2 separate regions of the Homo sapiens genome follow, and region 2 is linked to region 1. Evidence: chromatin contacts called from ENCODE Hi-C data. All regions are on one chromosome and are shown on one strand. Each heading gives the region's core, a stretch centred on a gene start or an enhancer-like site at or near the end of the contact. The rest is flanking DNA. Distances are from core to core; before and after follow the strand shown.

Region 1 (6,257 bases), core at 2,691-5,190:
TTTAGTATTTTTACAACTAGGAATTTTGAACTGAGATAAGGCATTACTATTATATACTTGGCAGGTTTCTTATCTAAAACTAAGAACCAAGTATTCGTTGACTCTTCTAAAGCAATCCTGTATATTCAAGGTTGATTAATAGAGTAAAAAGTTTTTTTATAATACAAAAATTAGCCGGGTGTGCTGGTACATGCCTGTAGTCCCAGCTACTCCGGAGGCTGAGGCGGGAGAATCACCTGAACCTGGGAAGTGGAGGTTGCAGTGAGCCGAGGTCGCGCCACTGTACTCCAGCCTGGGCAACAGAGTGAGACTCCGTCTCAGAAAAAACAAAAAATTTATTTAATACACACAAAAATAAAAATATCCACGTTTTGGGGACAGTTTTCTAAGTGGAAGGTCTTAATCTCTTGGAGAAGTGGGGCATGAATCCTGCCAGCCCTTCACCTGTCTTAGAGATTGCTTCACTTTAGATAAATGGAAGCCGAGTCCTTGAAGACTCTGCTTCCTCAATTTTCTATAAATCCATGAGTTCAGCCTGGTGAGATCTTTCCCACAGCTGAAAACTGGTTTCCTGAAATAACTGATACCCAACTTCTACTACTTGCTATTATTTATCATTTTTACCTTTTAAAGTTGCAGAAAATTAAGACTGTAGGGCCCTTCCACATGGCCTAACAGGTACGGCTCGGCATTTGAATTTTTTATCTTTTAATTAATTAATATATTTATTTTGAGACAGAGTCTCGCCCTGTCGCCCAGGCTGCAGTGCAATGGCACGATCTCGGCTCGCTGCCACCTCCGCCTACCGGGTTCAAGCGATCATCCTGCCTCAGCCTACGGATGTAACTGGGATTACAGGAGCGCGCCACCATGCCTGGCTAACTTTTTATATTTTTAGTAGAAACGGGGTTTCATCATGTTAGCCAGTCTCGTCTCGAACTCCTGACTTCAGGTGATCGACCCACCTCGGCCTCCCAAAGTGCTGGGATTACAGGGGTGAGCCACCGAGTCGAGAAAATACATTCTTAAATCTTAATTTTTAAATCTCACATATAATCATTCCCAATAAAATTCTAATTTTTGATAACTACTAAAAAGCGTAAGTTAAAATTTCCATTAGCCATATCAAAACATACCTGAGATGGATTAGACAAAAACTGCAGGTGAGAAAAGTCACTTTGTTATCCACTGACTGAACATCTCCAAATAAAAACGAGTGTGGATAGTTCTTAAAACCTGCATGTTTGAAGCCAAATATTCATTTCTGTTGCATGTATTTCAAACAGCATGTATTTTAGCCCCAAAAAAGTGTCATTTCCAAGAAACACTGGAGTCAAAAGAGAGGACAGTCATATCAAATAGCCTTGATTATTCACCATGTAAACTACAGTGATTTTTCATGTTATACATATAAATTTGACCTCTTTAATCAGTTTACATTTCCTTTAGGAATTAAACCAGCTAATTCTCAGAAACCACAAGTTTATTGCTTATAACAGAAGACAAGTTATTTACAGGTTACTCTAAATATGCTGCGAGTACTTAAGGCAAAATGAGTTACCTCTAGCTTTTCATCAACAAAATGGGAATACATGGATTTTGAGACATAAAGTTTTTCCAACAATATTTTTAGGATGGGTCTTTAAACTCTGAACTCATAATCCCAGCACCACCTCAACTTTATCTCGCAAGGAAGAAAAGGGACTAGGTGCAAGTTTACCAGCACCCAAGATGGCCCTGTCACAGGCGGCACCTCCCACCACAGCCACCATTTTGACTGCAGGATATAATTAAACTACTCACGATTTTGTACCAACTGAAAGAAAACACAGGACATCAGAGTAACTGAGAAACATCCTTTGACCTTTAGGATTCCCAACTCTTTAGCTTCCGTGTCTCTGTTTCTCTTCTTTCGTCAATATTAACAGTTGTCTAAAGAATATTTTCATTAATAAAATTATGCTTGCTACATTCACGTTCAAACTTTGAAAACAAACGCTGTGGCGCCACGTAAAATGCCCGTTATTACCTCTTCCTAAAAAGTGGAGAAGCCCACATTTCCTCACATTGTTTTAATCAGCTTAAGGAACTAAGAATCGCCAAAAGCCAGTGAGTGGCCCTAGACTATCTGTCTACATTCCTCTTCATTCTCCCATCCCCAACCCTTTTGATCTTTTTATTTTCCTGATTTCATTAACTGCGACGAGAGCAAGTTCCCACACTTCATTCACAGAAGAAGCAACTGATATTTCAGCAAACACGACTAAATCTAAAAATAAAGGTGAGGCAAAGAGCTCTGAAATAAACGAGTTAAAATCAACCCGAAAATGGCACAAAGTAAGATCCGTGGGGCTGGGGAGGCAACAACAACGATTTGCTCTTCCAAAAGAGTGGCTCTAATTTTGATTACTGCGTCGGCGAACCCATCCGCAGAACAGAAAACAAAAACTGACCAACGCAGTTGCCATTCACCTTTGTCCAAAGGCAAAAGGTGAAAAGTCACGACACATATTGCCATAGAAGAGAAGGCAATTCAACCTGCCAACCAATCGACTAATTCTCAGCTCCTTCCAAAAATAAAAATAAAAATAGGAGAAAGGGGGCTGCCGCTGGGCTGGCCGATGCCTGGCCGCCGAGTGCGCCGCGCTCCGCAAGCTCCCGCCACCCGCCGCGCTCCAGGACCCTCGGGTTTCGGCCCAGTTATCACAAAGCCCCGGGCTGGAAAACACCTCCGGCCTGGCCAGAATGGCCAGCCCGTCCTCCGCGCTCGCCCGGGGGGATAATGGTGGCGAGATCAACTCCAAGGGCTCCCGAGCCCCGCGATAAAGAGGCTGGATATTACGGGAGGAAGGACGCTGTGGAAGAATAACGGAGTCCCAAACTTTCCTTCCACACCTCCAGAGCCCCGCGCCCAGGCCCGGTCCCCACCGGCCCGAAGTTGGCCGGAGCGCCTCCCGGGAGCTTGGGGCCTCCGGGAGCCCCTGCCACGCGCCCGCCCGCCAGAGCGGGGCTAGCCCTCCCCGCCGGCCGCGGCCGACTCCCGCCCCGGTCCGAGTTAATCCCGCGCGGGCCCCCCCCCCGCGCCCGGCCCCGCCGGAGCAGCTGGCTCGCGCCTCAATGGCACCGGGCGGCGAGCGCGCGCAGCCCTCGCGCCCACACCCAGCCCCAGCCCACCGGAGAAGTCCCGGGAGGGTCGCCGGGTCCCGCTCCCGCTCCCTCTCCCACAAAAGCACGGGCCCGCCCCGCCCTCGCGGTGCCTGCTCCTCCACCCCAGGATCCGGCGTCCCCGGCCCGACGCCCCTCGGCACCCGGGCACAGCCCGGCGGCCCCCGCCCGCCCTCCTGCCCTTTTGCGCCCTCCTCCTGGCCCCCGACTCCCGGCCGAAGTCCCTCGGGCCCCGGCCCCTCTGCGCGACGGCCCGGGACACCCCGCGCGGGGCAGGGGGAGCAGGGGGCGCAGCGCGCCGCCTCCCGCCCGCGCGGCCACTCACCTCGATCTCGAAGTCGGGCAGGCGGAACGCGGTGCGAAAGAGCGAGCAGAAGTGCGCGATGGCCGGGACCTCCCACCAGGAGCGGAGCTCGCCCAGCCCGGCCGCGCCGCCCTCCTCTGGGCACATCTCCCCGCTGCGGCACAGGCGGCGGCCCCTCGCTGCCCGCGCTCTGCCCGCCGACCTGGGACTCCCGCCGCGGCAGCGCCGCAGCCTCCGCGCGGTCCTCGGCGGGGGCGGCGGGGCGCTCCTCCCGCTGCTGCCGCCGCTCGGCGAGTGCAGGAGCCGAGGGCGGGCGCCGGGCGGGGGGCGGCGGCGCGGGGGCCCGAACTACTGAGGCGGCTGCGGCTGCGGCTGCCCGCGGGGTCCGCGCGCTCGCCCCATCCCGCGGCTGCGGCGGCGGCCGCCCCCAGTCCCCTACAATATAATCGAGTCCCCGCCGGAGAAACAGATGGGGCTAGGGGCGGAGGGGCCGGACGCGGGGCCTGGGGGAGGGGCCGCCCACGAGGAGGGGGCGGGGCTGCCCGCGCCACAACAACAACCCCCGCCCCCGCCCCACCCCCGCCCGGACAGCTGCACCGCCAGGGAGGGGGAGGGGCGGGGCGCGCGCCCCCGGGCCCAGATCCGCAGGACCCAGGGGGCGCGGGCCGCACCCCCGAGAACTCTCACGAGGCGCCCTCCGCCCTCCAGGACTTTGGGACTGGGGAGTTGAAGCACTTTCCCAAGGGAGGACGGCCAGGAGCTCTCCCACCCCCACTTGGCCTGAGTGGTCGCGTCCTTTTAAAGGGCCCGCGGGGTGGTCCTTTCGGTCGGGCTAGAGACAGAAACGTGCACGTGTGGGAGTTCAGTTATTATTGATGCCGAGGGCAGAGCCGGAGCAGGAGCGGGCTGTCCACCCTAGAAATATGAAGCCTAGAGAAGTGAAGTGCTTTCCACCTGTTTCTTAACGCTTTTATTCCAGCCGAGAACGGCGCCCAAGGAGCTCTGAAGTGGCTTTTTTCTCCGAGGGAAGAAGGCGGTGGGGCTGATTGAGCTGGAACGAAGTAGGATGGAGGCTGGAGAGCGGCGGGAAGGGTGGGGTAGGGGGAGGCACCAATCAGCAGCCAAGCGGGAAGAGCGATCCCCAACCCCAGGGAATGGACACGTGTGACCGCCCCGGAGAAGACGGGCTCGGAACCCTGCTACTGCCCGGCCGCTGAAAGAGCTGCCTGGAAGAGTGAGCACAATGTGCTTGGAAGGCGGGGGGATGGGGCAGAGGAGATCGGGAAGCCGGGGACTGTGCTCGGAGGGGAGGAGACCCCCACGCCCCGGCGGAGGGATTGAATGTGCTACGGCCGAAGGGTGTTGGAGTGTGTGCTTTAGAAATGCTAACTGCTGTAGCGCGGTGGAGTACTGCTAAATCCTAAGAAAAAAAATCACCCCAGAAACAGGCTAGAAGTTTGGAAAAACTCCATTGAATGCTCAGATATTTGTATTGGTCGTCGCACTTGCATCCTGCTGGTCTCAGAGGGCCGCCTCTGAGTTCGGTGGTCCACCTTTCAGATAGGAAACACTGCTCCTGGTGCGTCCCCCAAATTAATCAACTATTTATTGAGTGACAGGCACAATCACAAAGTGTACAAGGGTTAAACTCAAAGATCCTCTTCTACCTTTAAGTAGTGTACAATCTGGAGATAATTTATATGATAGATTTTGGAATGGGCTGTCTGGATAATTACCCCTCCACTCTCCCTCACTTTATTATGATAATAACTTGTTGTATTTTTTAAGGCAGCATTCAGAAACATAATTTTAAATGGTTAGAGTATATTCACGTGCATCTTCTGTGAATCTAGTAATCTCAAAATACATCATCTTCTAACAAGGGTCTCCTCCGCCCCCCACCACTCTCTCCTGGCACAGAAAAACAACCCAAAGTTCTGCTCTTTCATTCCCTGGAACTATTTGATGATTTAAAGTGCATCCTCAAATTCTACCATGCTTTTTATTTAATGTTTGGCAAAAATGAGCTCACATGTGACTGCTCCCAAAAAGCCAAGCCTACGTTTGTGTGTGTTGGTGAAGCACAGCTACCCCGTGAGTATTGCATTAGCAAGGGAGATGGGAGAGGGACACAGGCCACCCCGGAATTGTCACGTAACCTGAACGAGGTGCTTTCTGGACTTGCTTCTCCGTCTTTTATTTCCTCACAGTTTGACTTTGCACACTTTTTCCTCTGTGTGAGTTGGCCGGGCGCGGTGGCTTACGCCTGTAATCCCAGCACTTTGGGAGGCCGAGGCGGGTGGTTCACCTTAGGTCAGGAGTTCGAGACCAGCCTGGCCAACATTGTGAAACCTCGTCTCTACTAAAAATACATAAAATTAGATGGGTGTGGTGGCAGGCGCCCGTAGTCCCAGCTACTCGGGAGACTGAGGCAGGAGAATCGCCTGAACTCGGGAGGCAGAGATTGCAATGAGCCGAGATCTCGCCATTGCACTCCAGCCTGAGCAGTAAGAGTGAGACTCCGTCTCAAAAAATAAAAATTAAAAAAAAAAAGTGTTACTGCGTTTCCCTGCCTTTATCTTTTGTCATCGTTTAAGCTTCTTCCCTCGCCTCTCAGTTGTCACCACTAGCCAGCCTAGTAATATTAGTGCCTAGGATATTAATGACACCAGCAAGCAGAGGGATGAGATGATTTGGCTACCTTTTAGTACGGTAGTGTGTTTAATGTCGTTTACAAACACCACCCCAGCCCCAATTTAAAGGCTGAGCCATTGTCTTCCTGCCTCCT
Region 2 (6,257 bases), core at 1,717-4,216, 740 kb before region 1:
CCTTTTGTGATGGGAGGGGAGGAGGAGGCAGCAGTGACCTGCAGCCCCTGGGAGCCCACACAGTGCTCTGAGGTCAGAATACACCTATCAACTCCACAGAGCTTGGCCATGCCTGTCTACATGGGGAGACTGCAGAAGGCTGCAGGCAGAAGGGTGTCCATTTGGCCCCCAGAACCCTCTAACTGCCCATTTTTGCAGGGAGACGGGCTCCTTCGTGCTCTCCAGTCCTAACGGAATGGAGTTAAAGAAGCCGTGTTGCAGATGTTCCCACCTCCCCATAAACCACAGAAAACTTCTCTGTGCCCTGGTATCATTGGCATGGGCTTGGCTTAGGGCACCTGGCCAGGATTCTCCATACCACTTCCCAAAAAAGGTGTCATAGTCTGAGTTCCCAGAGAGCTGCGTGCTAGAACACTGGGAATGGATGGGAATGGTCTGCTGTGGGAGTAGCCTGCCGGTCCCAGCACGGGCAGGTGGCTCAGGACAGAGGCTCTGGTGCCCAGCAGATGTAAACTCCAGCCCCTACGCAGCTTCTTACCAGCTGTGTCACTTTAGGCTCCAGGACAGAAATGCTAAAGGGTATTGGTGGTACCGTGCAGTGGGTAGCTGGGGAGAAGGGGTTGGGGGTAAGTTCACAGAGGAAAAATGCTCATCTGCCTAGCAGCTAGAGAAATGCATTTAAAAATACACTTAAGGATTAGTTACACTTTTCTTGCCCAGAGCCTACAGAAATTCCAAATCGAATTCTCCTTAACACCAAGGTCACCTCCCCCAAACCCCCACCAGGGAGGGAAGTGAAGGGGACAGGACAGCAGCCTGAAACTTAATCCTTAGAAGAAATACAGTCATTTTTGTAAGGGTGAGATTCTAGGGGTCTAGGTTTATAGATGTGTCATTTTAGCCTTTTACAAATGAGCCAAATGATATTTTAAAAGTTTCTGTGAGTGTAAAATGTTCAACAAAAAATATTAGCCATCAAGACAGTGCAACGCACACAAGTTAAATGTTCTAGATAGAACCTACTAGACAAAATTGAGTGTTTCAAAATAAATGAAAGGTGGTCGCATTTCAAAATATTTAACCATAGGTTTTCAGCTAAACACCCAAATTCTTAAGCACGTTCAAAATAAAGTTTTGCTGTTTGAATTGTTGATTTACCAGGCATTGTCAGAAACACGTCTGTGGATCACACATTCAAGCTTGTGCACAGGGCTGGGTTAAGATCCTCGACACGCCCCTGTAAACATCCTCTGGGCTCCACTCTGTACCACAATGGCATTCAGATCCAAATTAAAGCATGCAAGGGAAGCACTTGGAAAATCCTAAAACACTAGCTACCTGCTAGATATTATAAATATTAAATATCAATTCTAGAGTATGCAGCCTAGCATTTGCTTCAAAATTATGGAGGGAGGGAATAAATGAAGTGAGACAGGTCAGAAGTTGGTAATTATTGAACTTAGATGATGTATATAATCGCTAATTATACCATTTGCTCTCCGTTTGCATATGTTTGAAATTCCCTACCATAAAAAGTTTAAAAATAATGAAATCTAAGTGGAGTCTTGGAAATTTGAATTATAACCCTCTTCATTTCGCAGGTAAAACAAACACATCCAGAGAGGTTAAGTGACCTTCCTGAAGTCACACAGCTAGCTGCAGAGCCAGGAGTCAAAATTCTGAACTGGCAGCTCCGGGCCCTTTGTGTGGCCTCATACCAGGGTCCTCAGGCAGAAATAGGTTCCTGTGGCCACCCTCCCTAATATTCCCAAGTTCTTTCAGTTCCCAGGGGTGTCTGGGAGCCCGCTAGGAGGAGGGAGGGTGCTGACAAAACTGAAGCTGGAAGGCTAGAGCTCCGGGGGAGCCAGGAGGCCCTGGGCACGGGCCAAACGTAACAGGGCGGGGCGGAGGGGGTTCTCGCCTGCTTTCTGGATCACTGACACCTGGAGCAAGCCTGCCCAGGGAACCCGACCTTGGCCATGACATAGGCTTATTCTGCCCTCACTCTGCCCCCAATCTTTCCAGCCCATCTCCCTACTGCTGAAAGATCAGGGGTCCAGGAGGGATTCCTGGGATTCTGGGCTTTGGGAAAGTGGACTGGGGGCAAATGTTAACCACCAGGGGCACTGGGGGCGGAGAGGGGGACCCTAGAAAGAGGAACTGAGTGTTTGCAGCCGCCCCTCAGTAAGATCCAGGGGCGGGGGCAGGGAAGGGAGCAGCCGCGATCCCCCTAAGCCAGGGTAGGAAACAGGTCGAAGGTCCCCTGGCCTTTGGAAGCAGAGACTTCTTACTCCCAAAGTCCTTCGACTCTGACCGCTGGAAAGACTTGGGAGCTGCTGAGTGCGCCCGGAGGACCCCGCCGCGCTGGGGCTGTGCGTGCAGCAAACCCAAGCCGCTGGCCAGGCTTGCGAGAAAGACCTCCACGCGTGGGGGGACCGTGGCGCCCTAGGTCCTCTGTCACATTCCGGGCCCTGTCACATTAGGCTGGGTTCGGAGACGTGACTGCATCTGGCCCCCCAGTCGCCCCGGCCCAGACCACCCATCCAGAATCCCCGGACTCGCCCTTCTCTCCACTCTGTCCACAGGCTGCCCATCTGGGGACCCCAGAATCTCGCCCCCTTCTCCGTCGGGCTCCCCAGGGCCTCCCTCCCCCTCGTCTGCACGCAAAGCTCCCTTAGGTCCCTTTAAGGAACAACTGGCCCCTGGTCTCTATTTCCCCCATACGATAAAGGGCACCGGGTGTTCCCGCCCGAGGGTGCGGACTCCTCGACCCTGAACTGCCACCCCCAGAAGGCCTTGAGCCCTGCGGCTCCAGGAAGACGGGTCCGTGCGCCTCCGCGTAGACTCGGCTCTCGGTCCTACGCCTGCCGCGCGCCCGCAGCCCGCCTGGCCCCGGGAAGCCTCACCATCGCTGCCGCTGTCCTCGCCCGCGCACCTCTCAGCTGGGCCTGCCCGCCCCGACTGCTCCAGATACAGCCGCCTCCGCCGTTGTGACACACCGGGAGGGGGGGACGCCGGGGACAGGCGCGCCGGGCCCGCAGCTGCCCCCCGGCATCACAGTGCCGGGGAGGGGCGGGCAGGTCACAAAGGCCCCTCCCCGCCCACCCGCGGCTCAAATCTCCGGGTCCTCGGTCCCGCCTCAGCAGCCGGGGGCGCTCGCAGCGGGGACTGCGCCCGCGGGGGAGGCTGCCCTATTACCAAAGCGCACGTGTCCACGTTCCAACACCGCCGGCGAGAGCAGCCTTCGTGACCCCAGCTGCCGGAGAAAGAAATGTAAAATGCAGCCAGGCGAATCGCGCGGGTCTCCCCAAACTTCCGTTCTCCTCCGACCCGCTGGAAAGGCTCCTGACTGGGGTGCAGCTGACCGGAGCGGGCTGCAGCGGGCCCGGGTGCCAAGGTGCCGTCTCAGCTGGGCGCCCTAGGGCCGTGTGTGCTTGGCAAGCTGCAGGGCCTCTGCTCCCAAAGCCTGTGCCTCCTGCCGCCAAGGCCCGCCTGGTTGCTGGAGACGGAAATGAGATGGCATACACAGAGCTCCTGGTACAGGCAGGTGCTGAAGACTGTTCCCGTTTTTACCCTCTCCCCGGATACCTCGCACCTCCACCGGGATTTTCAAATCTCCCCCCTTGATCCCTTCCTACTTTTAAGCCCCAAACGTGTCCAAGTCACATCTCCTATGTAATCCAGAACTCATACCAGGGTTCCCCTGCCTCTGCCCAGTAGTAAGACCCGCCAGATGCTGTTGGTTGCCCCCTGCTCGGGAAGGGGTGGGCACTTGGTAAAAGCCCCTCTTCACACTTTAGATGTTGGCCACGTTGTCACCCTGCCCATCTCCCCTCACTTCCCCCCAGGTGGGTGAGGGGCTGGATGGTCTTTGTTCCTTGTTCTCACTGCTGTTTCTTGTTCTTTCCCTCCAGTGGTCAGTTCCATTCATGTTGAAAGGTGTACCCCAGCCTCTCTCTTCCACTTTCCTCAGCACCAAGCCAACGCAGGCAAATTCATAGGTTTTCCTTAAGACAATACCACTTTAGCCAGACGTGGTAACTCCCCAAGTTTCCAAGCACAGTTAGAGATCTTCCTACCCTTCTGCTCCTAAGACATGCCTGCTTGTGGCCAATAGAGAATGAGAGCAGATTTCTGCTTACCTATGCGGCAATCTGTTCTGTTGGCCACCCATTCATAAACGATAGTACATGTGTCGTAATCATCTTTGCATTTGAGAGAGTACCAAACACAGTGCTTTACCCACTGATACAAACGGTACTTAGTAAAGCATGCGTTGAATTTTTGTCTATCTTATAATGTAAGATCCTGACAATTAAGACTCAGGATTAAGCTAATTGTGCCAAGCACATGATAAATGGTCAATAAAGGATTTTGGTTATTAGTATAACTCTATGTGTATTTCTCTTCCAAACTCTCCCATAGCATATTCTATTACTTCTTCCATAGCATTTCTTTTATTTTTTATTTTTTTTGATGGAGTCTTGCTCTGTCGCCCAGGCTGGAGTGCGGTGGTGTGATCTAGGCTCACTGCAACCTCCGCCTCCCGGGTTCAAGTGATTCTCCTGCCTCAGCCTCCCGAGTAGCTGGGACTACAGGCGCGTGCCACCACGCTCGGCTAATTTTTTGTATTTTTAGTAGAGACGGGGTTTCACCGTGTTACCCAGGATGGTCTCAATCTCCTGACCTTGTGATCCACCCATCTTGGCCTCCCAAAGTGCTGGGATTACAGGCGTGAGCCATCGCGCCCAGCCCCATAGTATTTATCACTTTCTTTTTCTTTTTTTTTTTTTTTTGAGACAAAGTCTCGCTCTGTTGCCCAGGCTGGAGTGCAGTGGTGCGATCTGAGCTCACTGCAACCTCGCCTCCTGGGTTCAAGCGATTCTCCTGCCTCAGCCTCCTGAGTAGCTGGGATTACAGGCAGGCGCCACCATGCCCGGCTAATATGTATCTTTAGTAGAGACAGGGTTTCACCATGTTGTTCAGGCTGGTCTCGAACTCCTGACCTCGTGATCCACCTGCCTCGGCCTCCCAAAGTGCTGGAATTACAGGCGTGAGTCACCGTGCCCAGCCGTATTTATCACTTTCTAGTTTGGAGTATAGGGGTGTGTGTGTGTGTGTGTGTGTGTGTGTGTGTGTGTGTCTAAACACTCTACAAAACAGCAACACCTTAAAGGAAGGGGTTGTGTTATTCATCTTAGTGCCCTCCCTACCAAAAATAGCTAGTTGAGTGCATCAGGTGAGCTCAGTAAACATAGCTGAATAAATTCACTTTTCGAGTTCTCTTTGTGAACCACCACATAAATCATGAACGGGTTCTTAAGGTGTTGGGATAAAGATGATGATGATGGTGATGATGATGATACTAGTAATGACGGTGGCCCTGAATTGCCTTTCATTATGACAAGGCTCTTGAACCACCTCATCTTTCCCCTTTATGAAAATTTGGGCTGGAGGGAGCTATGACTACACCATAAATGCTAACTATAGCATCTCTGGGTTCCAGGGAGATAAAATAGGTTGGCTGTTATGGACTGAACTGTGTTTCCCCAAAATTCATGTGTTAAAGCCTAATCCCCAGTGTGACTGTAGTCAGAAATAGGGTCTTTAAGGAGGTGATTATGATTAAATGAGGTCCCAAGGATATGACCCTAATCCAGAAAGACTGGTGTTGAAGAGGAAGAGACACGAGGAGGGTGCAGACACGGAGAAAAGGCCACGTGACGACACACCGAGAAGGCGGCCATCTGCATGCCAAGGAGAGAGGCATCAGGAGAAACCAACTCTGCCAACATCTTGACATTGGACTTCCAGCCTCCAGAATTGTGAGAAAATTTATTTCTGCTGTTTAAGCCACCCAGTCTGTGGTATTTAGTGATGGCAGTTGTAAGCAGACTAAAACAGTGGTCTTGGAGTCTTTAGAGAAAAAACAATTGGCTGGGTGCAGTGGCTCACGCCTATAATCCCAACACTTTGGGAGGCTGAGGCGGGCGGATCAGCTGAGGTTGGGAGTTTGAGACCAGCCTGACTAACATGGTGAAACCCTATCTCGACTAAAAATACAAAATTAGCTGGGCATGCTGGCGCATACCTGTAATTCCAGCTACTTGAGAGGCTGAGGCAGGAGAATCGCTTGAACCCAGGAGGTGGAGGTTGCAGTGAGCCGAGATAGCACCATTGCACTCCAGCCTGGACAACAAGAGTGAAACTGTCTCAAAAAAAAATCTACTTCTTTTTGGTTTTTGTCCTCCTTCTTA

Evidence for each region. Hi-C counts contacts between places; a loop is a spot of excess contacts on that map. Pooled maps may share reads with other maps.
Region 2: a map of gastrocnemius medialis shows a loop between it and region 1 (4-fold over the local background). The contact joins the promoter of TUBA8 here to the promoter of CECR2 in region 1. A Hi-C loop is called at or near these places in 1 of 168 maps with a recorded cell type or tissue (gastrocnemius medialis) and 1 of 50 pooled maps.

Annotation. Positions count from the first base shown.
Region 1 is chr22:17,367,143-17,373,399 of GRCh38, reverse strand. CECR2 (CECR2 histone acetyl-lysine reader) reads right to left here and starts at 3,940. Exons shown (of 19, transcript NM_001290047.2): 1 at 3,491-3,940. The coding sequence starts at 3,616. RefSeq lists silencers at 3,503-3,602, 3,613-3,682.
Region 2 is chr22:18,107,518-18,113,774 of GRCh38, reverse strand. It overlaps TUBA8 (tubulin alpha 8), which reads right to left and starts at 2,966. Exons shown (of 5, transcript NM_018943.3): 1 at 2,907-2,966. The coding sequence starts at 2,909. RefSeq lists a silencer at 2,800-3,189 and an enhancer at 3,270-3,469.